2 separate regions of the Homo sapiens genome follow, and region 1 is linked to region 2. Evidence: chromatin loops called from intact Hi-C (ENCODE). Cell type or tissue: Caco-2. All regions are shown on one strand. Links, peaks and the distances in the headings refer to the core of each region. The heading gives the core; the rest is flanking DNA. Region 1 has its middle 380 kb from the start of NR2F2-AS1. Region 2 holds the start of LOC105370998 (a long non-coding RNA gene).

What was found. Peaks named below come from ENCODE experiments on the same cell type or tissue, not always from the same donor. Only the 100,000 strongest peaks of a DNase experiment are listed, where the experiment ranks them.
Region 1: a loop joins it to region 2, with 2.8 times the contacts of the local background. A loop is called at or near these places in 2 of 110 quality-filtered maps.

Annotation. Positions count from the first base shown.
Region 1 is chr15:95,936,895-95,952,477 of GRCh38, forward strand. No RefSeq gene overlaps it. Among named protein-coding and RNA genes, the nearest start is that of NR2F2-AS1, 380 kb to the right of the region's middle. In Caco-2, for the core only: no CTCF peak of the experiment used is centred there; a DNase peak (open chromatin) is centred at 7,497.
Region 2 is chr15:96,044,826-96,060,408 of GRCh38, forward strand. The region is part of intron 1 of LOC112268156 (a long non-coding RNA gene); the gene reads left to right. LOC105370998 (a long non-coding RNA gene) reads right to left here and starts at 8,551. Exons shown (of 4, transcript XR_001751688.2): 1 at 7,429-8,551; 2 at 3,709-4,870; 3 at 1,964-2,070. In Caco-2, for the core only: no CTCF peak of the experiment used is centred there; DNase peaks (open chromatin) are centred at 8,296, 9,106 and 9,440.

The sequences.
Region 1 (15,583 bases), core at 4,422-12,421, 110 kb before region 2:
TATTTCCTATTTCCAAATTGATAATTCACATGTTTCTTTGGTAAGCAGGATTGTGTCTTTGTGTAGTTTCTTTGCTGGTAATTTAGGAACCTTCAGTGCAGACACTTGACTGAAGAAGAGCCTTCAGGCAAGTGTCCACACTGAAGGTTCCTAAGTGACTTCGAGAACCATCTCTTCACTCTCCTTAGCTACCAGACTACCAAGTAGCACTGCACTACTCTCTGGTTAAACCAAGTCTTTTAGAGATTCAGACACAGGGGCCAAGAAAGGTCTATCTGCTATCCATGACTACACAAGCCATGCTATTGTTATCATGGGTGAGAAAAGTGTCAAGGGAAAGCAGACTTCCTAGCTGTAAAAAATAAAAAAAGTGCTGCTCCAGATATGTGATGTAATTTGTAGCAAACTCAAATTAAAACTCAGAGTCTCTGCCTTTTAGCTTCCTGGAAGTTTCTTGAGCAAAACATCCAAATACGTAGTCACTGCTCAACTAGGACTTAATGAGGGCTAACTGTGAGTCACACAGAAGAAGAAGATAGCAGAAACAGAAGAAGCTTTCTGTCCTTCAGAGGACACCCTGGAAACGGAAGTGTGTTGTGCAGAACTCCCAGTTTGCAAGTGCTCACTTCATCCCGTACATGGTCTCAGATGCAGTTCTCTGAGCTGAGGCCTGAAAGGGTAAAGCATGATCCATGGTTCCCTACTAAACAATTATACAAAGCAGGATAGAACAAAGAGGTGCAGACAAAATTTAGAGCATGCATCCCTATAGCTTAGGGTTTCCCAACCTCAGCACTATTGATATTTTGGACCGCATAGATCTTTGTGGTAGGGACTGACCTGTGTATCATGGGATGTTTAGCAACACACCTGTCCTCCACCCACTGGATGCCTATACACCCCTCTTAGTCGTAACAACCAAAAACTCATTTTAGACTTCACTAAATGTCCTTTGAGAGGCAAAGTCACCCCCACTTGAGAACCTCTGCTATAACAATGGGAGGTGAGGAAGACTTGAAGGGAGAGAAAGTACAAAATCTGTGAGAGAGAAAAAAGAGCACATTTCAGGCAAGAGAATCAGCAGAACAAGAGTCCTTGGCCTTCCAGAGCCTACTACATTAAGCACAACCTCCTTAGTGTGACACTCAAGGGGTCTTGCGATATAACCCCAGCCTACCTATTCAAACGCATTCTGTACTTCTGCCCTTCCCTAAGGCTCACACTCTAGCCACGCCAGATGAATAAGGGTGTGCTGTTGCTTCTTTTTCAAGCACTCATATAATTTATTAGATAATTAGTTACTCACATGCTTCCTTCAGCTCAAAAATTCCTTCTCCCCCTCTTAGTTACTTTGAAGAACTCTGTTATTTTCTAAGGCCAGGCTGAGCTCAGAGAACAATTCCTCAGTGAAGATTTGAGCAACACTCAAGTCAGTGTTTTCTCCACCACTTGCAATGTTGGTCTTTGTAACCTATCTCTCTTCTCCCAAATGGGCTCCAGAGGTAAAATTATGTCTCCCGTTCATCTTTCCAATTCAGGTAAATGTCATCCTGTTCTGCAAATAATAGGCCTAAAATGAGAATTCTCTGAAAGACAAAAAAAAAGTTATGAATCTTATTTGAAAGACAGAGGGGTGCCTGGGCACGGGGGGTCATGCCTGTAATCCCAGCACTTTGGGAAGCTGAGGCAGGCGGATCACGAGGTCAGGAGTTTGAGACAGGCCTGGCCAACATAGTGAAACCCCGTCTCTACTAAAAATACAAAAATCAGCTGGGTATGGTGGCAGGAGCCTGTAATTCCAGCTACTCAGGAGGCCGAGGCAGGAGAATTGCTTGAACCAGGGAAGTAGAGGTTGCAGTTAGCCAAGGTTGTGCCATTGCACTCCAGCCCGGGTAACAAGAGTGAAACTCTGTCTCAAAAAGAAAGGAAGAGAGAGAGAGGGAAAAAGAAAGAAAGAAAGAAAGAAAGAAAGAGAGAGAGAGAGAGAAAGAAAGAGAAAGAAAGAAAGAAAGAAAGAAAGAAAGAAAGAAAGAAAGAAAGAAAGAAAGAAAGAAAGAAAGGTAGGTGCAAGGGTAAGTATGGCTCATTCATTCCATATGGAAAGACTTGGACACCAAAAAATAAATTGTGTAATCTTTAAAATTCACTTATTCAACAAGTATTTATTGAGTGACTATTCTCTGCTAGACATTGTGCTAGTTGCTGTGGATAGTACAATGTTTAAGCAATTGAGTGTTGTCAGTCAAGTGCTATAGTCTAGGCGAGGAGGGAACAGATAGTAAATATTTTTCCTATAAATTTCAGATCATTACTGCCATAATAATGTGATATGGTGGTGTGATCAAGGGCAATGGGATGGAGCTAGGTTAAATGTGGTGGTTCAGGGAGGCTTCTTTGAGAAGGAATTTGAATTGAATTTGAACTCTCAATTTGAATTGAATCCTAGTAGATGTGGAGTTGAGCTAAAAACATCCCAGATAGAGAAGTTAGTGAGAAGTTCACACAATGTAAATGGTTCATCTTGATGAAAACAAAAGAGGCTAACCTGCTAGAGTATGTGCATGGTAGAAAATAAGATAGAAAATGAGATTGGATATAAATATTTTTGAGTAGTAGTAGAAGGGGAACTGGCTAGGAGCCCAGTCTATGCACATACACACACACACACACACACACACACGCACACACACGCACGCACACACACACCCCATGCATGCATATCTGTAAATTAAAAATCATTACTCTTAGGCCTGTGGAAATAATACTATAGGTGGTGGTGTCCTGGCTTTACAATTCATTTCATTGAATTTCGAGACACCCCTAAAAGATGAGGATTATTATTTCCTTTTTATAACCTGAATATAAAAGTTAAATATTTTCCCAAAGATCATACAAATCACAAGTGACAGAGTCAAATGTCAAACCCACATCTTCCCCAACCGTATGTTTGTAAAAATTATTAGAAAAAACTCAATTATTTTTCATTCCAGGACATAACAGTTTTGTTGATCTAATAATGGTTGCACTTAAAAAAAAATAACTGACTATGAATTGCTAAGAAGACTTAGAGGTGAATCAAGGAATTGCATTTGTGCAGGAATTTCAATAATGGTCTTGATGGCAAATATTATGATATAAAAGTGCATTATCACCTGCAGCATCCACCTTCTTCTTTGTAGTCATGGCAGTTGGGACCCCTTCATACAAATGGCTTGGAATATAGAAAAATCCATAGACACATACAAATTTAGGGATTCACTAAGCCATTCAACAGTGATCCTTTGGAAATGTCTAGAACAACAATAAAACAACCGAAAAAAGGAAAATCCCATCCCTCTAACAGTAGCAAGAAATGAACAGAAAGAAGTCGTATATGATGTCCTGTAAATGTTTTAAATTAAATCCTGTTACCTTGCTCAGGAGGGAGCGCTACAGCAATTTCCCTCCAAACAGTTAAAAACTGGAGCTTGAGTTTCCACAAGTGAGTGAAGTTCTGATTTGGTTTAGATAGATTTGTATTCCAGAATTAATCTCAAAATCTCTTCTGGGGTGTGTAAACAGTCACAAGACTTGTGTGGAAATCAAAACCAAGGTCTAGGATTCTATTTGTTGCTTCCTGGGATGCCCTCCGCCGCCAAGCCTTTCGTTTCAGAATGAACTGGTGGAGTTTCTAAACATCAGCTGCATCCTAACAAACCGTAGGGCTCGGGTCTCAGCAGGCTGGCGGGGGAGCTGCTTGCATTCCTCTATGTGGTGGTCTCTTCAGGAGGGCGTTGGATTACATCGTCCGGCAGCCACCAGCTCTTCCTTTGGCCTCAGCAAACTTTGCAGTGGTGCGTTTTTTTCCCTACACAGCAGGCCCCACTAGCGCCTCTTTGGCTGCTGGGGCCAAATCCCAGGAGTCAGGGGGTGTGGGGCCCAAATTGATAACTGTGTCCATTGACTTTCCGTTCCCGATTCCACCTCTTTCATTATGTTGGGGAGCTTTGTCCCACAGAAGATTATGCAGTGGATTGCAGAGGAGATGGGACTTCAGGAAGATAGAGCACACAAAAAAGTGTGACAAATTGCAATGACAGGGCTGCGATGGTCGCTTGTGATGGAGTGAAATTAAATCCCCCACCAAACAATACTGCTTTATTCTATGTCTATGGGGACCCTTGTTGGGCCTAGATTGAGAGAGAAAGTCAGAAGAAGAGCGTAAGAAGGATGCACTCACACGGTCAAAAGGATATTTTTTTCCACATTCATCCGATTTACTTTCTTCAATAAAATTGCAATATAACACATATCTAGAAATGTGGTAAATGTGTGGGTATCCCTGAGCAACAACGTAAGAGTGTAGGACACTCTTTGTGAGTGCTTCACTAATGCTTTTTATAATAGCCCAAGTATAGGACACAAAGCCAAATCCTTTCTCACATTCAAAGTCTTGATCTGTTACAATTTCTAAGGGATTGTATTAGGATCCTGGTTAAAAAGAAGAATCTGCATGAGCACTCCAGGTCCTTATTTTTCTAGATATACTATGAGGCTTGTACACCCAGCACCCTTCTTCCACCTTATTACGTCAGAGCCCTAAGAAGAATCGATATTTCTTGTTCCTGCCAAACACAAATGTCTGGGAAACTGAATTTCAACTTCTAGGCCTCCCTGAACTCAGAGTACAAAGAACTTACTGGGCACTTTGTCATGAATCTCAACTTTTGACATCCCCTTAGCTCACCTCCCAAAATCAGTAGAACTGCCCCCTGCCAGTAAGCATGGTGGTTACCTGGTAAGTCTCCCTCCCTTGTGAGAAACCTCTCAAAAGATGTTATTGTCAAGTTGTCCAGAAGGGGTGAAGTTAAGGTGATTGAAACTGAATGTTGGCCATGTCTCACATTTGTAATGCATTTTCTATTGTGGTAAAATTCACATAACATAAAATTCACTATTTTAACCATTTTAAAGTACCCAGTTCAGTGGCTTTTAGTTCACACTTTTGTGCAACCGTCACCATTATATAATTTCAGAACATTTTAATCACCTTTCCAAAAAAAATTGTGCCCATTAAACCATCACTCCTCATTTTTCTCCTTTCCTCAGTGCCTGGCAAACACTAATCTGCTTTGTGTCTCTATGGCAGTGCCTATTTTGAACAATTTATATAGAAGGAATTATTTAATATGTTTTCTTTTACATTTGACTTCCTTCGCTTAGCATAATGTTTTGACGGTTCATCTATATTGTAGTGTGTATCAATGCTCCATTTCTTTTTGTGGCTGTATAATACTCCTTTGGATGGATATACCACATTTTGTTTATTTATGCATCAGTTGATGGACATTTGGGTTGTTTCCACTTGTTTGGCTCTTATGAGCAACGCTGCTATGAACATTCACGTGCATGTTTTTGTTTGAACATGTTTTCAATGTATGTGTGGGGTGTATACATTGAAGTGAATTGCTGAATCATACGGTAATTCTACATCTGGCTTTTTGAGGAACCACCAAACTGTTTTCCACAACGGTGGCATCATTTTTACATTCCCAAAAGCAAAGTATGGGGTTTCTAATTTCTCCACATTCTTGTTAACACTTACTATTTTTCATTTTCTTAAATGGCCATGGTAGACATTATGAAGTGCTATCTCATTGTGGTTACAATTTGTATTTCCCTAACGAATAATAATGTCATGCATATTTGCATGTGCTTATTGGCCATTCGGATTTCTTTCTTTCTTTTTTTTTTTAATTGGAGAAATGCCTAATCAAGTCCTTTGTCCATTTTTTAAAAATTGGGTTGTTTGTCTTTTGGTTATAGAGTTAATACATTTTGACAGAATGGTGTCAAACACTTTGGAAGGCCAGCACTATAAGACAGAGCAGTGAGGAACAGAAAAGAGACTATATTTATTGTGAGCCATGGCATCCAAGGGACCTGCATTGACCCCTGCTCTCTCATTCAGGAACTCTATGAACTTAGCCAAGTTCTTAACATCACAATTCATGGTGTTGTTGATAGAATGGCAATAAGACGACTAGCCTTCTTGGGTTGAAATGAAGATTAAGTGAGATCATGTACATAAAGCTACTGGTTCAGTGCTTGGCATATAGCAGTAACTCCAAGCAAACATATGGCTTGAATATTCAACTTGCCATTATGGCTGGCAGCAGGGAAGAGAAGAAACCTGAGGATTCAGTAATCAATGTACGGCAACCTAGGACCAAACCCATTCTTGACAGAATGACTGTTTCTGCTCACCTCCCCAGTGGAGAAACCTGGGGCATTGACCTACTGGCCCATTTCACCAGGTAGTGGCAGCAAGAGCTGAGTCAAATAAAACCAAAGTTGGAGTCTTAACTTCAGGGAAGGATTTCAATCAAAAGTTTATAGGCTTCTGCTGTTAAGTAATTCAAGCAGTGAGTTGATAAATATATACTGAGCATCCACTCTATGCCAGGGGCATGGAGATAATGAAAATACAACCTGACTTCAAGGAAAAATGGAGATTAAATGAGAAATGGAAAGATAAGTCCTCACATCACTGCCCCAAAGGCATAGGCCCAGTAACAGGTTGTATTTAAATGGTCATTAATAGAGAATTCTTCAAGTAGAGAAAACCTAGATTGACAATATCAATCTATTTAACTAAATCTGTTAAACAAACAATTGCAGAAAACAATCTTTTGATCATTTTCTTAATGAAAAATTCCCAGTTTTGCTTTGGATCTGTGGTTTAGAAAACATATGGTATTTTAATTCTATTAATATATCATAAGAGAAATATCAAGACACTATAATTGTTTTTCTGGTTGAGTTTGATTTCTTCTTCTTTAGTTAAGTAATATAAAGCAACTGATTAAGAAAAAAATGTGTAAATTCCCAATTCAGAAACAGCATCAACGATGAATTAATTCACTTAGAGAGAAAGATTTGTCCAGGGAATATAGAAAATACTGAGTTAGAGTTAATTTCCTAACACATGACTTGTGTTCGATAAAGGTTTAAAGTACTTTTTGTTTGGATTTCGTCTGTTCTTTCAGAAGCATATAATTGTGGTGAGTGATTGCTCCAGAGACTTAAATGCTTAAAAAAAAAAAGGATGTTTTATTTTTCATAGTTTTAGTGTATTCAGTATTTGTCATTAGGGTACCTGCATCTAGAAAATAATTGGGCCTCTTATTCCCACTACCCCTTCCTCAACTTGTACCCATAGAGAAAGTTGAAAGTAAATGCAAGTTGTTTGTTTAAACATCTGGGTAGCCAAGTACAGTACCATGCCACTGTATCATAAAGTAAATTATTTCTATCTATTGAGGTTCACCCTCCCAGTTTTTATGGCTATTGTCACTATTATTGTAACATTCTTGGCTTGTTTGAATGCAACAGTAGTTCAAGCTGAGACCATTTTTATGTACCAATTCTCTGACTGTTTCCCATCTCCCCTGATTCCTCCTCCCCCACTAAGCACACCCCAGCTTCAGTTGCCATGGCCAGACTTTAAAAACATTTCAGACTTAAAAGGTTAAGATCTAAGGGCTGCTGATTTTATCTGGCCTTTTAACTAACACAGGCAGGTGGATTAGAGATATGTGTACAATCCCCACTCTAGACACTTGGGTAAATATGCACATGTGCTAGGGCAGCCGAGGAAGCAATCTGATGTTATTGTCTATTAATTCCAAAGTGGAGATTAAAGAAATCAGTAGTGTAAATATCAAAAAGGATTTCCACTTACATATAAGAACATTACTGAAGCAGACTGGTTGCTCCAAATTATATGAAGGCTTTTTTTGCTTTAAGAAAAGTGTGAATTTGTTTTACTTGAAATTTGCATATTTTTTGTCTCTCTTTGTCTGCATGGAGGGTGCTAACCCAACCAGGAATTCTGTGCACATGGTAGTAATTTGTGCTGCTTAGAGTTTCCATGTACTTTTACCACAATAACAGATATATTTGCCAGAGTTGTAATGTAGAGTTAAATTTTACTTTTTGGCCTCTCTTTATGTAACATTTCCTAGAAATGTCAAAATAGGGGTGAGGGAAGCTGCTTATGAAGTTCAGAGCATTTCTAACTTTAGACAGTATAAAATCCCCATATAGTTCAGCAGACTTTTCCTCTAAGTTTCAGAATCCAAGCTGAAGTTAAGTCACCCTTCTGCCACCACAAATGAATAACATGTGATGGCTGGAGAAGTTAAAAATCCGGCGATTTTCCACCCTGCTGCAAGTGAGCTGAAGTAGACGTTCCAAAGCTGTGCTTCAGGGGGGGAAATGTCAATTAAAATGCAGGTGCCTCAACTTCAACAAAAGTCATCAAGAATCACCATTAGCTTTTATTATACTATACACCCGCTTAAAACACACACATGGCCTCACAGGGCTTTTTAATCAGCCCAGCAGTACAGGGAACCACGTTGGAAAAGTTACAGAATTTTTAGGAATTGTGATAAGCGGTAAGTTTTCCACCCTGTCTTGCAACACATCAATCAGAGATCTCAGGCCATCTTTCGAGGATATACCTGTGCACTCAGAATCAAGTCTAAATGGAACCCATCACTACTCCATAACTCTTTTCTGGGTGATTATGCCAAAAAGAAAATAAACGATAGCTATACCGCATCTTCAAAAATGCTATGAGCTACAATGCAGAACATTACTATGTGATACCCAACCCACCAGCCAACTCTAAGCAGGCACCCAATCAATCCAGTGGAAACTATGCATTAAACTTATTTTTGGGCACGAGGAGGCAGAGCAAAGGTCAGTGGCCATTCAAAGGAGGAGCACCAAGTGCCTGACTGATATTCGTCTAATGAAATCTAATGCTCAGGCATCAGGAAGAAGGAAGGGAGGGAAGCAGTTGTCCTCCAGAAGAGGCAAGAGTCTTGTAGAAGTCTTCCCCCATCAAAAATATAACATTGTCTTTTCTACCACTTAGAGTTCAGTGTGGATAAACATGGTCACTGGTTCTCATGTGAATCAAAACGTCATTCCTTTTCGCCCTAAGACTAGCTGGTCATTTCTTCATATCTTGGCAGAAATAACTTTCACACAATGAGCATGTGCTTTTCTGCGGAATAGCCAGCGGGGATGAACTCTACGGGAAAAAAAGCAAGTTTCGATTAGGAATTGGCAAGGGAGAAGAGATATTTATTTGAAGCAAGACACTTCAGGAAAGAAGAGGCTTGGGAAAGGTGGAATAAGAGGGACTTTGCCTACCTCACATGGTCGGGCGGGGAGGTAGGAAAGGGGCAACAAGAGGGGAGAAACAAGTGGATAAAAGGAAGCCGGAACACAGGACTAACTAACTACAGTGTTTGAAATAAATATAAAAACCCAACCCACATATTGATAGTTTAATTGCAAGTATTCACGTGCATGTGGCACATAGTCAAAATTTCAATCCATCACTGGACTACATCAGAAGTTGACAGATTTTCAACCCTGGCATGCAAGGACACTCATCTTGGATTCTATTGGCCTAGCGGATGAGGTGGTTGCATGAAACTAGGCAGAGAGCTGGTTCTGGAAAAGAGGAAGGGCAGCTGGAATCTCAGAAAGATTCCTCTGAAAATGAGACTGTCTTGTGTCATCTTTGGCAAACTTACCAGGAATGTGGCAAGTCAGTGTTGAATTTTGGGGAAACTCCTAAGAATAAAGTTCCCAGTCCTACCATTTTTACCTAGAAAGTGATGGAGTCCTAGTCTCATCTTTATATAATTGACAGAAAAAATAAATAATAGAAAAAAACATTCAAATTTGGGTTTAATATTACACCCTAATATAAGTCTTTAAATTAAAGCAGAAAATAAATGTAGGGATTTGGCTTTTAAAGCAAAATTTTTAAAATTGCTTTAAAAAGTAAAATACATTAGGTGGCTCCCTGGTGCATACGACTTTTTACAGAAAGCTGTAAAAAGGAAGCCCAATTGAAATACACTTACATTTTAACATTCAACTATAAGGTGCTTGCAAAATCTGGAATACAACAATGTAATTCCAATAACTGTGACATATCTCTTGGTAACTTCCCTGATCTTCAGACACTGGAAGAAACATCAAAGAATGAAAATACCAGTGTAGGACTCTCAGGGTGTTTTTCTGGGTAAGTGTCTATGAAGGTGGGAGGACAAAAAAAGGGTAAAATCAGTCTTTGTGACAAATGATTAATAGTTCAAAGTCTTGATGGCTTTTCTATGAAGAACAGACCCAGGAGGAATGGTATGAAATAAAACAGATCACTTCAATTAGCTTGTCCACACCCTCTTTGGTGTTCTGAAGGAGTACGTTCTCAAGGTGAAAAAGCACTTTAGGCCCCAGGCTCTCACTGCACCCATGAACATTTAGGTGTCCCTGGTTTTCAAAATCAGAGCACCTGGATTCTGTTTGGTAATTGCATCTCTCTCTTGGCAGCGAGCAAAGGCCATATTATAAAAAGAAAGGGGGCCGGGTGCGGTGGCTCAAGTCGGTAATCCCAGCACTTTGGGAGGCCGAAGCGAGTGAATTGCCTGAGCTCAGGAGTTCAAGACAAGCCTGGGCAATATGGTGAAACCCCGTCTCTACTAAAATACAAAAAATCCCCTGGGTGTGGACCTATAGTCCCAGCTACTCAGGAGAATTTCTTGAACCCAGGAGGCGGAGGTTGCAGTGACCCGAGATTGCACCACTGTACTCCAGCCAGGGTGACAGAGCTAGACTCCATCAAAAAAAAATAAAAAAGAAAAAGAAAGAAAAGAAAAGAAAGAAGAAAGAAAGAAAGAAAGAAAGAAAGAAAGAAAGAAAGAGAAAGAAAGAAAGAAAAAGAAAAAGAAAAGAAAAGAAATGCATACATGGATATGTGGGCAATGCCATGGGATGGAGCCAAAAGATCACCCCTTTCTAGTCATCTGACCCTGGGATGAGTCATTTAACCTTTCTCAGCCTCAGTTCTCACATCTGTATAATGGAAACAGTATCTTGTTCTGGGATGAAGTTCACATAGAAAATAGGTTGAAACCTCTGAGGCATTTCCCACATGGAAGGAGCTGTTATTATTCCAGGTTTCCTTCTCTGGTCTGTTGAGTTCCCATGTGTCCACAACTAAACAAAAAACCTAGACACATGTTTTGTCTATCACCAAGGCACACTTGTGGATTCAATTTCATTGTCTTCCATGTTGAATTCCTACCCTGGTCTACTTTTCAGTTGTAACTTTTACGACAAACCAGTTTTTAAAAATTCAGAGAACTAAAAGAAGACAGCTTAAAAGAATAAATAAGTACACGGACTGGCACAAATCTCAGAAAACAAAACAAAACCTCACCAGCTTTCTATCACTAGGCAACCTCTCTAAAACCCGTCTCAAACTCGGTGAAAAGATAGAGCATTCCTGAAAAGCTGGGGTCAAACCCAAATTGCACACCCTTACATGCGAAAACCAAATCCAATTCAGGATGCAAGTCAGCTTTAAATTCAAGTCAATAGATGGATAAGGAAGCTATTCCAAAAACAAGGGACTTCAAAAAAACAAATAAACAACAAAAAAATCTTCCCGGTGCACCTGCTGGAGATGCTGTGTGTCAGGCTCTCCATTTCAACCCTAACCTATATTTGATATGGTGTTGTTGCAGCTGTGGGACCAGGGTGGTTTATTTAAGTGGCTCCAAATGCCTGTCAGTGTGGCAACCAGCTGAATACATAAAACAGGCTCTCCAAACCCTTTATGGCCCAGGGTCAGAGTAAATGGAATAATAAAATCCAAATGCTTTTGTCTCATATTCCATCACCCGGCCCTTCCGCATAAATCTGCAGCTTCACAGTGACCTTCGCGTTCAGTGCGGGATGAGGCCGCGGGTTGGAGATACATTTGGTCTGCATCTTGGGTCTTTAAAAGCTTTTTCCAATTAATTTTAACTGGCTTCCATAAGGATCAAGTACAGCTTCCTCTCCTCCCTCCTCCCCTCACTCCCACCTTTTTAACCAGCCAAGTGACAGAATGCTCTAGGGTAATACAACAGGTATCAACCCCATTATGCTCCGGATGGCCAAGACAAAATGTGATTCCAAGTCCCAGAACATCTGAAAGAAGAAACATATTCCTCTTTCCAATCCACGGAGACAGGCTTGGGTTTTATTTGGTGGCCTCACCTCTAGCTGCTGCACATCTGTGCGAAGTAGGGAAAATACTGTAAAGTCCTTCTGGCAACACTCCTAGTACAAACTCTGGAAATCAGGGTATGTATGTCCTTGGAGTCAGCTGAAGAAACCTCCTGTCTTATTATTTCTGTGGGCATTTGGAGGCACAGAAATAGAAAATTTGATCTGCCTAATGGGCTTCTCATTTGAGTGCTTCAGAAGACTAAGAGAGGAGGAAAGTGAAGGTGCATGGGATGAATGACAAGGATCAGAGAAGGAGGCAAGAGGAGGGTCCTGGAAAACTGTGACCTGGGGCTTCTTTCTGCCACCGACCTTTGCTACCCCCTAAACTAAAGGAGGAAACAAATAGCAGCAGAATGATGTAATAAGGGTTACATTTATTTTCATTCAGCACAGAAACATGTTTATCATGCCATTTTTTGGGGGGGGGTGGGGGCTAGATATGGTGAGGGATAGAGACTTAACTAAGACACAATTCCAGATCCCCATGTTCCCAATCTAGGGAAGACAATGGTCACAGAACTTGCCTAGAAAGCAAACATGCCTAAGTTTGAAAAGTATTACAATGAAAGGGGATGCTTTCAATAACAATTTTGAATCTTTTGCTCCCATCAGTAACTTGGGTTCTATAGTCACTCCCAAGCCCATCACATAGACATTTTCCACTTCCATTTCGTCTCTGTTTGGACTCTTTTCTTTCCTATTTCCAAAATTGTATTTTCCTTTCCTGTAGTTATCTCTGTCTTTTCACTCTTTGTATCTGCAGAAAATATACTGAATTTATAAAGAAAGAAAACCTCTACACTAAAAGTGAAAATGTATTTATCTAAAATTTGATTGTGTTTCATAAACTTATAGAACGTTCTAGCAGAAAGCAGCCCTGGATTTTGTTTGGTTTTGACCTCCTTCGTTTTGCAGGAATAAAGGCAACCTGAGGAAACTGAGGTCTGAGGAAGGAATCCATGGTCAAAATACATAAAGCCAGTAAGTTAAGGTCTGGGTGAGCGTATTCCACAACCAACCGCCATGCATTCAGCTTTTTTGTTAAGTACCTTCCGAAATGAGTTCTGTTAACTATTGGCTTTTCTGTTTAAGAATTTTGCTGGTGTGCTGAACCTGGGTCATCACATTTCATCAATTCTCATTCCACATTATACTAACCTGGAATTGGTTAAACTTAAAAAACATATACATGAAGCTGATATTCCCATTGCTGCAATGGCTAACAAACTAAATAAAAAAGAAAATTTGGCTCAATCCTAGGACAAATAGTCCCCAACCTAAAGTCAACATCATCCACATCATCTAAGTCAGGCCTATGCAAGAACCAAGACTGGTGGAACTGAAGCTATAAAGTACATATGCCAGAGAAAATATTTCAACATTAATTTTTTAAAGTTGATTAAAAGGCTTAAACTTATGTAAATTAGTCCTTAAATTGTTTAGTAAGGACATATTTGAAGGGAATATGAATGGTTGCACTGAAATCAAAGAAGGAGGCATGAAACACAATGGAAAGTGATAGACCCAAAACAGTATGCAGTCTGTCTTGCTACTTTCTAGGGAATTCACCCACAAAAGAATAAAATAATGGAATCCCTTGAGACTTGAACATCATTCATGTCTACCCACTGAATCTTCGTCATTCAGGTTTAGCACAGACAATTCCATTAGAAAGGCACTTAAAAGTTTTTAAAAGGTGTCATTCAATTTCTTTTGCCTTCATTACCCTTTAAAAAATTTTTTTTTTACTATTTTAACAGCTCATTTTGTGGAGAAGTCTTTATTACATTGTCCAAAACACACCTCTGAAGGACTTCAAGGCTAACTATGTGCTATCATGAAAAAGCGTGAGTTTTCAATCAAAATACCTCAAGGTCCAAAATCCACCTGAGAAACTCAGAACAGATGAACTTAAACTCTGATTCTCAGTTTCTTTATCTGTAAAATGTGGGCAATAAAACAGATCTTACAAGCGCATCATAAAGATTAAGTGAGAGCAAAACTTAGGTGAAACAGTTAAAAGTTAAATGAGATAGCATAAGTGGTGGATACAGAGTAGCAAATACAGACCCCCCACCCCCACCCCCATATAAACACACATACATTCTCCTAACTTGTGGTTCTACTCTTGACCTTGGAATGTTGCTGTGTTATTTCCCACCCGACACCCAACTAACTATTGGAAGGCATGGGCTCTTTGGCCAGGTTCCACAGCCCCAGTTGCGATGACCCTATCTCACACCCCTCAACACCTCAGTTATTCTCTGGGTATCCTTCATTTTCTCATATCCTTCTCAAAGATGCACACATAACTTCTAAGCTGTGGGTTAACTAACGTGGGGAAAGTGGATATTCTGTTTTTTGAGAACCTCTCATTAATTCAGTGTAAGACACATCAAAAGCCTGGTAATTATTAAGGAAGAGCAGGGTCAATTTGTAACACAGAGTGTCAAAAAGAGAGTCAGGATAGTGCCCTCCCTTGGTCATCACCTGGCTTGACCAGGGTTGATTGTCCACTGTCCACATTACACAACTGTAAGCACAAGTCCTGCCATTCCTGAATTGGAAACAATTATACTCTTTTGATCCCTACTTGCTTGCTTTTGTATATAATAACACTTGGTTTAAAATGACTAGGTCTAGTCTCCAAATTCCTTTTGTAAATACAACAGGATTTTTCAGAAGAGCTTTCAAGAAAGGAAGTGAGAGAAATCTACAACAGCTCAGCCAAGTTTCTCCTAAATTAAACATCAATTTTAGAAATCAGGAACCAAGTGTGTTGTCCAAGACTTGAACCATAATTTGAAAAATATTTTTTAAAAAACAGAATATTAGTTTTTCAGCCTAGAAATAATAAACCCATCTTCATGAATAGAAATAATTGTGCAATATGTCAATTGATCAAGGCAGAGAGTCTATAAAAGCAAAAGCCCCTTTTGGGATGTAACTCTCAACTTGTTCACTGAATGCTTATATTCCAATTCACTGGCATGAGCATTCACAAAATCAAAACTTTGAGAAGAAATTAACTTCCTTTGAGAGACTCCATGACCCAATATGAAAGCAAGATAACATAATCTAAATCAAGCTCAAAATTATTTAAGGTAGTCATATTGTATTAGTCTGTTTTCACTCCGCTGATAGAGACATACCCAAGACTGGGTAATTTATACAGAAAAAAAGAGATTTAATGCACTCACAGTTCCATGTTGCTGGGGAGACCTCAAAATCATGGCGGAAGATGAAAGACATGTCTTCCATGGTGGTAGGCAAGAGAAAATGAGAGCCAAGCGAAAGAAGACACCCCATTATCAAACCATCAAATCTCATGAGCCTTATTCACTACCACGAGAACAGTATGGGGGAAACCACCTCCATGATTCAATTAACTCTCACCAGGTCCCTCCAACAACATGTGGGAATTATGGGAGCTACAATTCAGGATGAGATTTGGGTG
Region 2 (15,583 bases), core at 4,373-12,372:
AGAATTGGAAAATTGGAAATAAACGTTCATTTTTGGAAATATATTCACTCTATCACCTTTGTTATCTCATCACATATGAAAACAATCACTTTCTTCTAAAACATGCCCTAGCAACTTTTAAGAAATTCTGAATAATATTAAAGCAATGCATTCCTGTTCTCTAGATTTAGGTCTGGAAGTTAGCAAGTTTATTTTATTTTATTTTAGACGAAGGCTTGCTCTGTCGCCCAGGCTGGAGTGCAATGGCACAATCTCTGCTCACTGCAACCTCCGCCTCCCAGGTTCAGGCAATTCTCCTGTCTCAACCTCCCGAGTAGCTGGGATTAGAGGCATGCGCCACCACGCCCAGCTAATTATTATTATTATTGTATTTTTAGTAGAGGCAGTTTTCACCATGTCTCCAATGGCCAGGCTGGTCTTGAACTCCTTACCTCAAGTGATCTGCCCACCTTGGCCTCCCAAGTTAGCAAGTTTAGACTATTATGCTATAGAATTGGGGTCCAAATAATCATTCATTTGGTTTACACATGTTGATTGAGAATTTATTTTAAGGTCTCGGTCACCCCAGTGAAGCAGAGCAATGGGGAACTGGCCTAGAAGAAGCCATGAAGTAGAATCATAAAGTACAAACAGCAGAAGACTCCAATAACAGAAGAGGGTAAAAATAAAGGGACTTAAGTTCTTCACATATTTTCAATTTAAACATCCAAAAGAGGTCAAATTATACCTATGGGTTTGAAAAACAATATTTTAATGGGAAATTTCCAGGGTAGAGTCCTATGCATCTAATGTCACCCCAAACACAGAAAGGCAGATAATTGGAGCTGGGAGGGTAGGAACAGAAATGGTCTCATACTTCCTTGTAAGCTCAGCTCTTAAACAAATTAAAGTACACTAAAGTATCACTTCAGAAAACAGAGATGTAGTATGTCTATTAATCATTTTTTTAATGAAGTGGCCTGAGGACCTACACTTATTCCTTCCAAAGAAGCCACAAAAAGGCAAAATCCTTGATCCTGTTTTGATCATGGAATGTTTGCTCTGAAAACTTTTACAAATAGCTTGCTCACTTTACTCCTCACCTAAATCTTCGAGAAAACAGATATTTGAGAAAAAAAAAATCTCAGTGATTTTCATATAGTATGAGCCAATCTTTCACCACATGCAAACACAAAGAACAACAATAACTGTGTTCACGCGTTCCAAGTCTTTGCTGATTCAGTGCCCAGCTCGTGCTAGGTGTGGGTCTGGGCTCAAGAGTTAAGCCTTGGTGGCTGGGCGCAGTGGCTCACACCTGTAATCCCAGCACTTTGGGAGGCCGAGGCGAGTGGATCACGAGGTCAGGAGATCAAGACCATCCTGGCTAACATGGTGAAACCCCGTCTTTACTAAAAAAAAATACAAAAAATTAGCTGGGTGTGGTGGTGGGCGCCTGTAGTCCCAGCTACTCGGGAGGCCGAGGCAGGAGAATGGCGTGAACCCGGGAGGCGGAGCTTGCAGTGAGCCGAGATTGCGCCACTGCACTCTGGCCTGGGCAACAGAGCAAGACTCCATCTCAAAAACAAACAAACAAACAAACAAACAAAAAACAGTTAAGCCCTGGACAGAAACCTGCGTGGAATGTGGCAGGCCCAGGGAATATCCAGGGAAGAACATTTTGGACAAAGGGGACACTACAAGCAATGACTCTGCTCATTCATCCAAGCAGGAGGGTGAAAAGCGAGTTTGAGTAACAGAAAGGTGGTAGGGCCACAGCAGAGTGAGCGAGGTAGGAGGGTGAGGAAAGGCTCCCAGAAAGTGAAAGGAAACTGAGTCAGAGCCAAACATGAAAAACATTATGATGCTAATGGAAAGATTTGTTTGTAAAAATTCCTTTTTCTAAGTGAGATGAGAAGCTTGAGCAAGGTGAGAAATAGGAGTGGTTTTAGTAACAGAGTAACAGGATTCCAGAACAAATACTTACGAAGGATTGCAGGGTTCTAAGCGTGAGACGGTGGTGGTGGATTGGACCAGAATCACAAGGAAATACCTCCAAAAGGCCTGCAGTTTCTTCCTGCTCCACTAAATGGTCTTGAAGTGAATAAAAAGAATTGCATAGGGCTAATGAGAAAACGTGGTAAGTATTTTGGAATTCAGTGCCATCTGCACAAAATCCCAGCCAAAGGGGTTCCCCACTGCCCCACCCCAGTTCAGTGACCCCACACATAACTGAGAAAGTGGGCAAACAGCTTGGCTCCAATTTCCTTATGTAGGAAGATTAATATTACATGAGTCAATGAATCTTCACTTCTCAAATTTGCCACAAATGAAAGAACTTCCTCTGCCCCCTCAAAACATCTGGATGCTGCCTGCTGGGGCCTCAAATCCAAGTGAAAACATCTGGGTGTCAGTGAAAAGGTAGAAACGGGTGGCATCTAAATAGGATTTTGAAAAGTTACTCAAATAACAGCGTTTTGTTGTTGTTGTTTTTAAGTTCAGCCCTGTGCTGTGTAAATCTACAGTGTACTTAGACGGGCTTGTGTATTTTTTCACTCATCAGCACTGCCCACATTATGGGAAAGAGATAAGGCTTGAGGAGAAAGAAATGTAGCTATGTACGTAAGCATGCCTTTCTCAGTTCATCCGACTGTTAACTACTGTTCAGTAGTTAACATGTTCATGTTCATGCAGCCCTTTTTGTTCTTTCTGCTTCGGGTAGTCAGGTTCCCCTCTGTGACTCTGGAAATCTGGAATCCGTGGGCAATTCTGGCCCTAGCCACTTGGAACTCCCACTCTGCATGCTTTTTGTATGACTGCCTTTCACTCAGGAGGTTCGAAAAATAGAAGCAGTATGCATGCGGGAGAAATGTGTGCGTTAGTCATTTTATTCAGTGCATGCTATGTTGTCATCGCTGTCAAACGTAATAAAAGTGCAGCTAAAACACTTAACCACATATTGATCTGCTCCCACGTCTCCTGTAGTGAGCTTAAAGTAACAGAGCCCCCTCCTTATTCCCCCTGCGCTTTAATGCACAGGGTAGTGAGCTTCCTGTAACTGTTTATTTTGGAAACAGTTGAGGAAGCATCGACCTCAAACTTTCCCATTGTTCAGCTATTGCCATATAAATCCCTTGCATGAACTGAAATTTCTTATAAGAAATGTTAAGATGAACTTGGGTGGCTTGGTTCAAGGCTGGTTTGTTATTAGTAGGATTCTTCTTATTATTATTAGCATTATGAGTTTTGGTCATAAGTATTTTTTTTCTCTTTTAGACCATAAACTTTCAGCTCTTATTACTAGTAACTGGAATGAGAGCCACCATACACTGAATGCTCACTACATTATAAAAACACTATGCTGAGGATTTTCCATACATGCTTGTTTAAATTTGTGTCACATACCACCTCTACGGAAATATTATCTGTATTTTACAAAGAAGGAAGCTGAGGCTCAGTTGAGAAAGAAAGAGAGGGAAAGTGACCGGCTCACAATCACTCTGAGAAAACATAAATCCATGACTGATTAATTCTGAAGCTCATATTCTTAACCACTTTACTAGGTTGCAGGTTCATGTCTAGAATTGGGAAGACATCTTCCTGCTGGATTGATGCGTATGCTTGAAAGCAAAGCTAATCTTCACTGTGACCCACAGTCACAATCTGGAAATCGGGACTCAAATTCCCAGCCTCCCTTGCATCTTCCCAACGTGCCACCTGCAGGATACATACCGTGAGAGCTGGATTCAGACACCTGGTGGAGTTTCCATTTTGTTGGTAGGGGTAGCCACATTAGCCACCAGCTTTGGGTTGCAAAGTTGAGTTCTCCAGGCAGGCTTGGCTTCCATCAGTGCAGAGAACAGCAGTGACTGTAGAAAAATTCTCAGTCCTCTGTTCAATAAAGCAGCAATGACAACTGTCTCTTCATGTCAGTGTCACGGTTTGGGGGCATGTTTTGGGATATGTTTCTGGAAGCTTAGCCTTAAATCTGTTTCTCTAGTTCCCCAGTGATGCTATAAGCTATTTAATTTTCTTTATTAAACCTCTTTTCCCTTTAACCTAGCTGAAGTGGAGTCTGTTGTTTGCAACTTAGACAACACAGACAGGGAACACAAATAGAGGAAATGTATATATTTCTTTACTCGCAACTGTTTCTCTAGTGAGCTGTAATTTTATGCCATCACTAGCACCCTACAGGAACTATCTCACTCCCCGTGGGAATGGATGAGGCTATTCTGTGTGAAAAATATTCACCTTTTCCTGCTCTGACATGGGAGTAGGAAAGCAGAATCTTAGGGCAGTGAAGAGCTCCTCTACTTGGGCGAAAAGGAAGCTTTCTCAAAGAAGCCCATCCACAATGGATACAGACGTGTTCTGTTATTGGCAGGCTTGAAAACATCATTCTTTACAATCATGCCCAACTCCCTGGGAGTGAAAAAGCTGAATTGTACACAGGGGTTTCCCGCTTTCTTCGAGTTGTGTTTACTTCTCTCTACTGATTCCACACATTTCCAGATAAATTTAGGCTCCATTTCATCTCAATAAAGCAAAATCTGTTCAACTATGTCAACAAGTAGAAAAGCTTTCTACTCAAATGTTATTTTTGTCCAGGAACACAGGATGAGGACCAGAACAGAAGAGGTGAGGTATGTGGCAATCTTGACCCAAATAGAAATCTGAGATAACCCAACCCCAGCTTATGCAAAAGGGTACAGGCAGATAGCACAGTATTTCAGGCTCAATGGGGAGCAGCCAGCAGTCAGAGGTGTGGGCTGATAGGTGGGTTAACAGGTGAGCATGCCAGAAGAAGGGCTCGAGTCCAATATAGGTCAGCAGGCAGCAGGGCGTGATCCAGGAGCCCTGACAGGCAGGTGTTGGGCCTTTTCCTCTCCTTCTGGAAGAAGTTGAATTGAACACAGTTAAACAATACTTCAATTTAAGATAGTGACGCAAATTCATTCAAGCAAGAGAAAGTTAGATGCCTTACAAATTCACACCTCTTTTTGGTCCTAAGGGAACCACGTACCCTTATACATTTGCTCTTACTACCCCAGACTTGACAAACTCTTGTAAAAGTTTTGTAGAGTGATCTTCTGCTTTTCCTAGTCTGTGTTCTTAAAAAACAAGACTGGATACTTGACAAACTGGAATTTCTAGACTCCCTTAGGGTAATTCCAAACCATGGTAGGTATGCTAAATTCCAGCATCCCCACCATATATTTTTTGTTTGTTTGTTTGTTTGTTTTCCTGTTAACACCCAACAAGCAGAAATCCAGCCCTAGAGGCAGCAACATAAAATACAATGGAAGTCTCAGAGTGGAATACAGAAGATAAGGTAACATAATTGTCTGTTTTTGTCAAAAAAAAGTAAATATGCAGGTATATAAATATACCTGTATTGTATGTTATTTTTTACAGAAGTGAAACAACAGACCAACAAAATTTCTAAATACTTCAAATTTCCATTCCTATCCTATCTCCTCCAAACGCACTCATGCTATGTATGTTCACATTTCTGATGAAACAACAAAAATGAATGCTTTCTGATCCAATAACTCTACTTCTAAGGATTCCACTGAAGCAGGGGAAAACCTTTTAGGCAGCCAAAATATATATGCAAGATTATTTATAATAGCAGCAACTGAAAATAACCTATAGGTCCAGGAATAGGGGAATTATTAATCTGGGTTATGGAAAACTATAATAAATACTTATAATAAAATTATGTAAAGACGATAAATGAAAAATTTAAAGAATATTTGAGAGTGAAAAAATGTTTATCAAGTTAAGAGTAGCATTCAAATCTGCATGACAGTTATCCTAATCATGTGTGTATTTATACACTTTTTTCCTTAACAAAATTTATGTGTATTAATAAAAAAGGCTGGAAGGAATAATGTCAAAAATATTTGCAGTAATGAAATTTTCGATAATTTTTTATTCCCTTCTTCATAGTTTTCCCAATCTTCTTTAGTATTATATAATATATAATTATATTAACATATAATATCATACTATGTTACTATATATTATATTACCTTCCAAAGGTAAAAGAAACCTATTTGCTCTAAGGAAATCCTACTGCAGGGTTAGATGAGCTAGAAATTACCGCTTGCATTCCTGACAACCTCAGTTCTCAATAATTAATCCCTGTTGCAATTTCTGCAAACCCCCCTTGGGTAAAGATGTTCATTTTTTTGTGGAGCTGTCTTGTTTGCTGTGTGTTTTCCACGACAGCCTCTGTGCCTTCTACTTCCAAACAAAAACCCTGGGAATTGGGTCGTACAATAGAAAAGAATATTTGAAATAATTACCACCCTAGAAAATCGGATACCTCTAAGAATTTAGTTTCAATGAAGTTATTTAAGAAGATAAAAAGAAAGTCGCTGCTGCAGCTGCTGAGCTTTGTGGCAGTCTTGTTATCTATAACATGAGGAAATAATATCTATCTCTTCTCAGGGTTAGGGGGAAAAAGATAGTAAGATCATTGTATGTAAAGTCCATAACAATGTCTGGCAATAGATAATTTTTAAAAGTTAAAAGTTTATCTTCTATTGGGATAGTTAGTACCTAGAAGGCAGGGTGTTTGAAGGGAGGAAAGTAATGCCTGTGTATGGTAATACCAAGACAATGAACACGGAACCACAGAGGGGCAGCAGCCTGCTTGGATGTGAATTTCCTCCTTGTGATGCCTTGACCAGGTTACCTAATTTCTCCATACCTCAGTTTCCCCATTTGTAAAGTAGAGCTGATAACATTTCTTGCGTCAGAAGGTTGTTATGAGGATTATGCCAGGCATTTAGGACAACACCTAGCAAACAGGAATCACTGTATAAGCCAAGTTGAATGTCTGTTGTGACTTGTTCCACAATAACACAAATGGAATTGCCTAGGGTACAGCACTATTTGCTCTGCGAAGTCAGCTTGGACACCCGGAGTTAGATGCCTCCTGCACTGAACTTTCTGTACCCACAGTGGTTCTTTATGTACACACTAATTTCCTTGGACCTTAATTAATCTAGATCCTGATTGTGTCTTATCTTTGTGTCCTCAAAACCTGGCACCCTGATGTCCACACTAAATATTGAATGTCTTTAGAAACAGGCCACAACACTCATTGTGCATAGACAATGCATCTTATTCATGTTAGGTTGTTTTTGGTTTCTTCCCCCCACCACACACACAAAATGTACTCATTAGAGAGATTTTGGGAAAGAAGGTCACATTTTACCTCAAATATTGAAAGGTATTAATAAATCCACATTCCATATCTTATTTTTAATAAAATTATTAGGATTCTAGCAAGTAAAATTATATCACTTACTGGAATGACTTTGCCTATTTAAAGAGACATTTCTATTATCCCAATTTGAGCTACTAAGAAACTATTTAAGCAGAAGCTATTGACCCAGCTATTTCTATGCTGCTAAGAGTAAAACTCTCTATACTTACAGCTCACAGCTTACTTTCTGGGTAGCAGGACTCCACAGGGAAACAATAAGGGCATCAACATCATGGAACTTACAAGCCTGGAGTCTTGGCTTCTGGGTCAGGTGACCTTGGGGAAGTCACTTCACTTTCCCAGGTATGATTTCCTTATTTGCCGAGCTAAAATAAGGCTGACAAACCGGTCTACAATTCATAAAGCTGTAGTAGCACAGCAAAGACCCCTGAAAAATTCTGCCCTATTCGGAAATGGACAGTTAGCAGGGAACTGGCAAGCTGATGCCTGTAATTAAACGAGTAACTGAAGTTTATTTCTCTCGAAGTTTCTAGATGCTTCCAAGACGGTGCTGTCTGCCTAAATTTTTCTAAACAACTCGAAGCCATCCTTAAAGTGTTTGAGGAATGGACATTCTCAGGCAAAGTCGTTTCCAAGCCCCTTCGGCTCAGCACTGCACCGCAGATCACTGCTTTCTCAAATCAAAGGGGGCCCCCCTGCAGAGTTGGTTTACACCATTAAATTTCCTCCAATGTAAAGCCAGGAGAATTTTTCCAGGTGTTCGAATTCCTAGAGGTTGGGGAAAGTGCCGAGCTCTATATTAGAGCAATACCACGCTAGAGTGAAACACAAAGAACCTTTTTTATGGTGTTGCCCCCTCTGGAGATCTCTATTTAGGGGCTGCCTTGGCAGGGCCCACCAGACCGTCTGTCACTCTCCGCTGACACCGGCTGCCGGAGGAGGGCGGTCCCCGAGGCTCTCGTGCTGGCGGCAGCCCCGCGCTGGCCCCGGGCAAGCCTTGATCCGCCCTGCGCCACGTGGAAGGTGCCTGGACACGGGCTCAGCCGCAGGGGCCCCTAGTACCTCCATCGGGTCTCGTCCCCCACGGCGGGGTCAGAGGGCAAGTCACCGGCCAACCTCCTCCAGGAGCTCTGTTTAAGTGAGAAGCAAAAGAGATTCCAAGGAGAGCCACAGGTTGAAATCGGAGCGAAAGCCTGGGCTTCCCCGAGCCAGGTGAAGAAAGCTGGCAAGGTCACCCACTCAGTCACCAGGTGGTGCATTTAATTTAAAAGGAGTGTTAACCTTGTTTATACAAAATAACACCAATATGCAGAGAAGCAGTAAATCCATTGTCGTTAAACAGCGGGGAGCCGCTGGCGCTGGCAGCCTGCCCACCGGCGACGGTGAACCGGGCTGGCACCGAGCAGGGAGCCGGGCCTGCCAGCCTGTCCGCCTCGCGAGAGGAGGCCCGGGCTCGCCCTCTCTGCCCTCCAGATGACTCTTTGCATTCTTGTCAAATATATTTAGAACAAGAGGTGTCCACTTAAAGAGAAACGTTTGTTAATCACTTAAATGCAGGCGCTTGGCAGCCCTCCAGTTTCACCTTTATAAATATGTAGGATCGGTTTCCAGCTAAGCAGGGAACTCCACAGCGAGTTCCCTTTCTCTCCGCGTCCCCTCGAATTGACCTAAGGTGGATGTCCCTAGCACCTTATTAATTTTCTATCCCAGTGGGCTTTCTGGAGTTAAGGCCAGTCTTCTATCTGGAAGTTGACGGAGATAAATAAATGATGCACCGTGGAGGGAGGGAGAGAGAGAGAATGAGAGGAGTGTTTCTTTAAGTAAGGGACAGATTAAAGTGAAATTCCTGTTGACGGAGGCGCTGGTGTCGACATCCTCCTTGTTTACCAGCAGCTGTCCCTGTTAATGACACTCTGATAACTTTCGGAGGCTGCCCTGCGGTAGTAGGGGAGAAGAAGATAAAGAGGCCTCTGTTTAAATACTCCGGGCCTCGACCCCACTCTTTTTAACTTCCCTTCCTTTAAGAATGGGTGAAACTGTTCAGAAGGGGCAAATCCTGGGTGCAGAGATTTTTGCCCCGGAAATTTTGAGTTCACAGCATAAAAACTCTGCAGAGCTGATGCCTATTCCAGGAGTGGAAACTCAGGGTTGGCGGTGGGGGGCAGAAAAGGCAGCTGGTCTGCAAGGTGAGGAGGTCTGCAGGAGGCCGGAGGAGAACTCTTCCTTTTGTTTTAAAAACCCTGACACTTCCCTGCCCTCCCCCGGCCCCACCCCAAACAAGTCTTACAGAGGTAACTAAGTATGTTAGGGACAAGGTTACAGAATGAAGGTTCTTTGAGGGCCAATGTATCCTTAGCGTTAACCACATGAAAATCACTTTGAACACTTGGAACACTCTCCCTCATGAAATTCTCAGGTTTTGGGGGACCTTGCCGGGCACCCAGGCTAAAACTTTGAATGTGCAGCTGAGAAAGCAGTTCCAGTAGGTGAAGGGACCTGCCTAAAATCACTTAGTAAGTTTTGTGGCAGGATGAGGACTGGAACCCAGTTCCCTGTCCAACGTTCTTTTCAGACAGACAAATAGATATGAAATACTTTATATTTCATATAATACATATAAATATAAATTTATATATTTTTTAAATTTCCACCTCCCATCCTGAGATAGCAGGCAGACGGCGGCAGCTATCTAGTCTTTCACACTGAAAAAAAGCCAAAGCTCTCACTTGGCTCAAGTCCCAGACTGGTAGATGCTTGGGCTTCCCTCAAGACCCACCTCCGCCCCGATTATTTCATGAATACAATTCACTTAAAGATCAACAAACGTGGAATCCCATAATCTTATTCATGCTCTAACCAGTCAGGCAGACATGCCTCCAATAAAGCAAGCACAGAGGACAAATGTTTTCCTGCCTATGGAAAATGAAGATGGTGTGGAACAAATGATCTTGCGTTTTTTTGCACCTCTGTATTTTGTCACCTAAAGCGTGTCCTTTATTCATCTCAAGAGATTTGGGGAGGGAAAAAATAAATTAAATGGCAAAGTATTTTGAGTTCACATGCTCAGAAGAAAGATGTTGACATTTTTGATCCATGTAATTTTCTCTGGAAAGTTCTTTATAATGTTTTTAAAGATCGACGACAATGATGTACTTTCCAGTGGCTTACGGTAACACAAGTTCATCATTTATATTCCACATGGTAGTGACTCCACAACTTTCTCTTTATATATAGTAAGGTATGGTAGAATTATTCTCTCTACAAAATTTTAATTCAGCTTATAATCTGTTTATGGCAATTTGTTAACTACCAATTGTTATGGGTTGAACTGTGTTCCCCCAAAATTCACATGTTGAATTTCTAACCCCCCAGTTATGAGAGTTTATTTGGAGATAGGCTCTTGGCAGAGGTAATCAATTTAAAATAAGTTCACCAACGTGGACCCTAATCCAATATGATTGCTGTTTTCTTAAAAAGGGGAAATTTAGAAACAGAGATATGCATGCATTGATGATATAAAGAGATGTAGGGAGAAAGCCACCATCTTCAAGTCAAGGACAGAGGTCTGGAGAGGATCCCTTCCTCACAGCCATCAGAAGGAACCAGCCCTGTCGACACCTTAAATGTTGACTTATATCCTCCAGAACTGCAAAACAATAAATTTCTGTTGTTGAAGCCATCCAGGCTGTGGTACTTGCTTATGTGAGAACCCTAGCATACCAACCAATTTTAGCCACTCAGTAACTTTAATATCCCCTCAGATCAATATTTCAAAAACATATGAAACCAAATTAAATGGCTTAAAATTATGTTTAAAGTGTCCTATGTAATGGGGAGGCAAAAGGAACTAATACGTATTGTGCATCTATCATATCCTGGGCAGAATTTGGAGAACTTGATATATTTTTGTTGATTTCACACGTATAAACCACTCTTTCAACAATAAAATTTTATCTAATTCAATAGAAACACATCTTGTGCAGAAGAACATTTACAGTAAACATGAGTAATTTAAATGAGTACCAATTAAGGGGATTGTACCTTGCTTAGTATATTTCATCAAATTATACATCATAAGAGGTAGAATCTTCTCTACATCATGAGCAATGGTACTTGTTGAATTCTTCTCCATCATTTCACCCACATTTTTTGATGTATCATATAATTGATGGTTGAAAAGTTTATAGTAGGTTTTGTCAAGGACCCAGTTGTGAACAGAGATTATAAATAAGCACAGTCAATCAAGAAGATTTATCAAGTAGGCGCTCTGTATACGGCACTAGAAGGAGAAGGGGAGGTTGCAGAAGCCACACCGCCTGGTTTGGGCTACGTAAGAGTCTAATTGGTGAGAACAGCTATAAGCAAGTCAAGAAGGCAAATTAATAATATGCTTTGGGGCAATATCTCAGCAATGCAAAAGAAAAGGAACTCAAGACACGGGCCATAAATCCCTGTGTGCCAGTAATAGTCCCAGTTTACACTTGCTGTCTCCGATTAATTGTTAAGAGTGGTTTTTTTTCATTCCCCAAAATGTCTGAGGTTGCTTGAAAAAGTCTGGGGTCACTCTAGCTGGGGACTTCTCGACCGCCACACTACTAAAGTTGGAAGATGGATGATTCTTTGTTGGGGGGCTGTCCTATGCACTGCAGGATGCTTGGCAGTTTCTCTAGCCTCCACCCATGAGATGCCATAAGCAATGCCCTCTCTCCTTTGTGACAACCAAAAATGTCCCCTACAAGGCAAAACCACCCCCAGTTGACAACCACTGTACAGGAACAATGATTACATCACGGAAAACTATCTTCAGAAGATTAGATTTCAGTATCTGTAGATAAAGAACCTGAACTGCCTGAAAAAGGAGGACATTTCCTTTTTCTTTTTTTTTTTTTTGGGGGGGACGGAGTTTCACTCTTGTTGCCCAGGCTGGAGTGCAATGGCGCAATCTCGGCTCACCGCAACCTCTGCCTCCCAGATTCAAGCGATTATCCTGCCTCAGCCTCCCTAGTAGCTGGGATTACAGGCATGTGCCACCACGCCTGGCTCATTTTGTATTTTTAGTAGAGACGGGGTTTCTCCATGTTAGTCAGGCTGGTCTCGACCTCCCGACCTCAGGTGATTCGCCTGCCTTGGCCTCCCAAAGTGCTGGGATTACAGGCATGAGCCACCGTGCCTGGCCAAAAGGAGAACATTTTCTATATAAAAGTATGAAAGTGGAAAACAGCAAGTTGAAGTCAGAAGTCCAAGGGATGGCAGTAACCACGAATAAAGATTGGGGAGTTAAACAAGTTAACCAACCTGTTTACCAAGCTAAAGCTATGTTGATGTACCCCGCAAGAACACTTAAAAACAATAAATTACTAAAATCTCTAATTTCTGGCGCATCCACAGTTCTCGGCACAGTGTATTAGAACTAGACTGTTTACATTGCTTAGCTTCTTAATATTTAGAGAGGCAGAGAGTGACACCCTCCACAATTGTTTTCTGAAAGAAGAAGAGTAGATAAGAGCAGTAATAATAATAGCAGCAGCTATTTATTTGGAGTCTCTTACAACCAAGACCTTTTATAGACATTATCTATTATCTGGTTTAATACCCTGTAGACTTTTTTTTTTCTTTGAGATGGAGTCTTGCTCTGTTGCCCAGGCTGGAATGCAGTGGCGCAATCTTGGCTCACAACACTCACCACAACCTCCACCTCCTGTTCAAGCAATTCTCCTGCCTCAGCCTCCTGAGTAGCTGAGATTACTGGCGCCAGCCACCACTCCCAGCTAATTTTTGTATTTTTAGTAGAGACGGGGTTTCACCATGTTGGTCAGGCTGGTCTTGAACTCCTGACCTCGTGATCTGCCCACCTCAGCCTTCCAAAGTGCTGGGATTACAGGCATGAGCCACCGTGCCCGGCCATCCCTTGAAGACTTTCCCAAGACCAGTATTAACTTCTCTGGGCCTCAGTTTCCTAAGCTGCGACATGAGTGAAGGTAGGTGGTGTCACACATCTATTAAGTGTCAGGGTCATGACTTGAACCCAGGTCCAGCTCCCCTAAGCCTGTGTGTGTTTCCCTTGCCTCACTGCACTGGCTGGCAGAAGAGCAAGCAGAGAAGATTTCACGTAAAAAGAGAACACAACCAGTTAAAGAACACAGTAAACATGATCATTCTTCGTACAGACTCTGAAACACGGGGAGGTGGGGAAAGGCTTTTCTTTTTCAATTTCAAATTAACCTTTAATGACTGAGGGTGTCCTTATTTATCAAAATGAAGTAAGCTTTGTCTGGTGTCTTTCATTTACATTAGGTGATCATTTTGGATTAGGGGTCTTCAGATGTGTTGATGTTTAGTAGAAGTATATCAATATGATTCTGAATGCCGGCCAGGGTAAATTCTCTCAAAATGAAGAGTTAAATGCTGAATTTTTGTTTCAGACTCTTCCAGGTCAAGATTTTCAATATCCAAAGGCAGAATCTCCTCCCATCTTGCTTCATTCTTAGTTCTTCTTTTACTCAGTAAATTTAGCTCACACATGCGGCTGGAAGGAAGTTATTTGGTTACAAGGGGATTTCCATGAAGACGTGAGCAGTATCCATTATTACCATCACTGGTTACTTTCTTTGCCCCACTAAGCTAAATGGGGAAAGACAAAGTACTCACAGTGCCAGGCTAGTGGGAAAAAAAAGAAATTCAGTAAAATGTAGTCATGTGTGATTTGTACCAAAAATAATTATTGCTGGTCAAGGCGGCTCCGGCCTGTAATCTCAGAACTTTGGGAGGCTGAGGCCAGAGGATCACTTTAGCCCAGGAGTTCAAGTCCAGCCTGGGTGCCATAGGGAGATCCCAGTCTCTACAAAATAATAAAAAATTAGCCTTGCATGGTGGTGCATGCCTATAGTCCTTGTTATTTAGGAGGCTGAGGCAGGAGGATCACTTGAGCCTGGGAGGTCAAGGCTGCAGTGAGCTTTGATTGTGCCACTACACTCCAGCCCGGGCAACAGAGTGAGACCCTGTCTCAAAAACAACAACAAGGAAACTTATTATTAATACCCCCACAGAGAGAGGTAGGATTTAAGCCAGGCCAGAGTATATGCTTTTTGTCTATCCGCATTAGAGCAGTATGGTGCTTTTCATCTACTATTTCATTGTATCAACACCCAAACCCAAAGACAGAAGACATATTATGACCCCTCTAACTTAGGGGAAGAAAGAGAGGATCAAGGGAAATTAAATAACCTGCCCAAGGTCGAGTGGCTAGGAAGTAATGTGGCCATGATTCAAACCCAGTTCTACCTGATTCCAAAGCCTGTAGTCTTTCCACTAACACAAGTAATTCAAGAAAAATTTAGCTATATAATTTAAGGAAGTGAGAAGATCAAATTTCCAGCCTATCCCAGAGAAGACAAGGTAAACCCCAGGTCAGTAGAGAGGTACTGAAGGCTTTTGGGCTCCCAGGATGCAGTTTACATCAGCACCGTGCAGTCCACTAAATGACATCCCCTCCCAGAAGAGCAGCAGTTGAACATCACCTTGTCTGGAGGACTTAACAACCCTCCATTTCCAACCCTTGGGAGGTAAACATTATGCTAGATGGTGGCTTTAAATCATCTTTTCCAACATAAATGATATTGCAAAAAGTCCAAGAAGAGGCAGATAAATTCACTGGGATCTGAGCACAGGCTTTTTATTTTGCGGTGCTGAAGTATCATTAGCCAGGCATCTCACAGAGAAGGGAACCTCCAGTGCTCCCCAGCTAGACACAATCCTTGTCCTGGATAGAACACTCATCCACACCCACTGGAGCCTCGTGGAAGGGTCCAGGAGAGCAAGCTGTGAGGAAGTAAGGAGGTTGGAGACTTTCACAGGCTGCCCTTGTGCTCTTCGTTCCTCTTGCTTTTCTAGTACTGTGAGAAGATGTGCAGTAGGAAGAAGGATCTCCTGGGTCCATTTCTACAAGGCAGTCTAAGTGAGGGGGAGTACCAGGAGCAGGTGAAGGGAGCACATAAACTTTCAAATGTGTGCAGGTGTCTATGTATCACTTCAACAAATACATCCAGCATCACTCAGATGCTTTACTGAACAAAACAAAGTGCTGTCCCCCGTGCAGCTTGTAATCTTGCAGGGCAAAAAGAAGACCTGGGAACAAATTTAGGAGGTCATGGGTTGATGAGAATGGGGGAGGTGCAATGTTCTATAGCATTTTCACACAAGGGCTTTCCAAGGAGATGACATAAGAACAGAAAACAAAACAAAGCACAGAAATGAGCCAGAACAATCTCTGAGGAAAGAATCTTCCTGGGAGAGGGAACCACAAGTGCAAATTCTCCAAAGGATGCCAATGTACTAATAGTAAAAGGATGGAGGGGAGAATGCAGA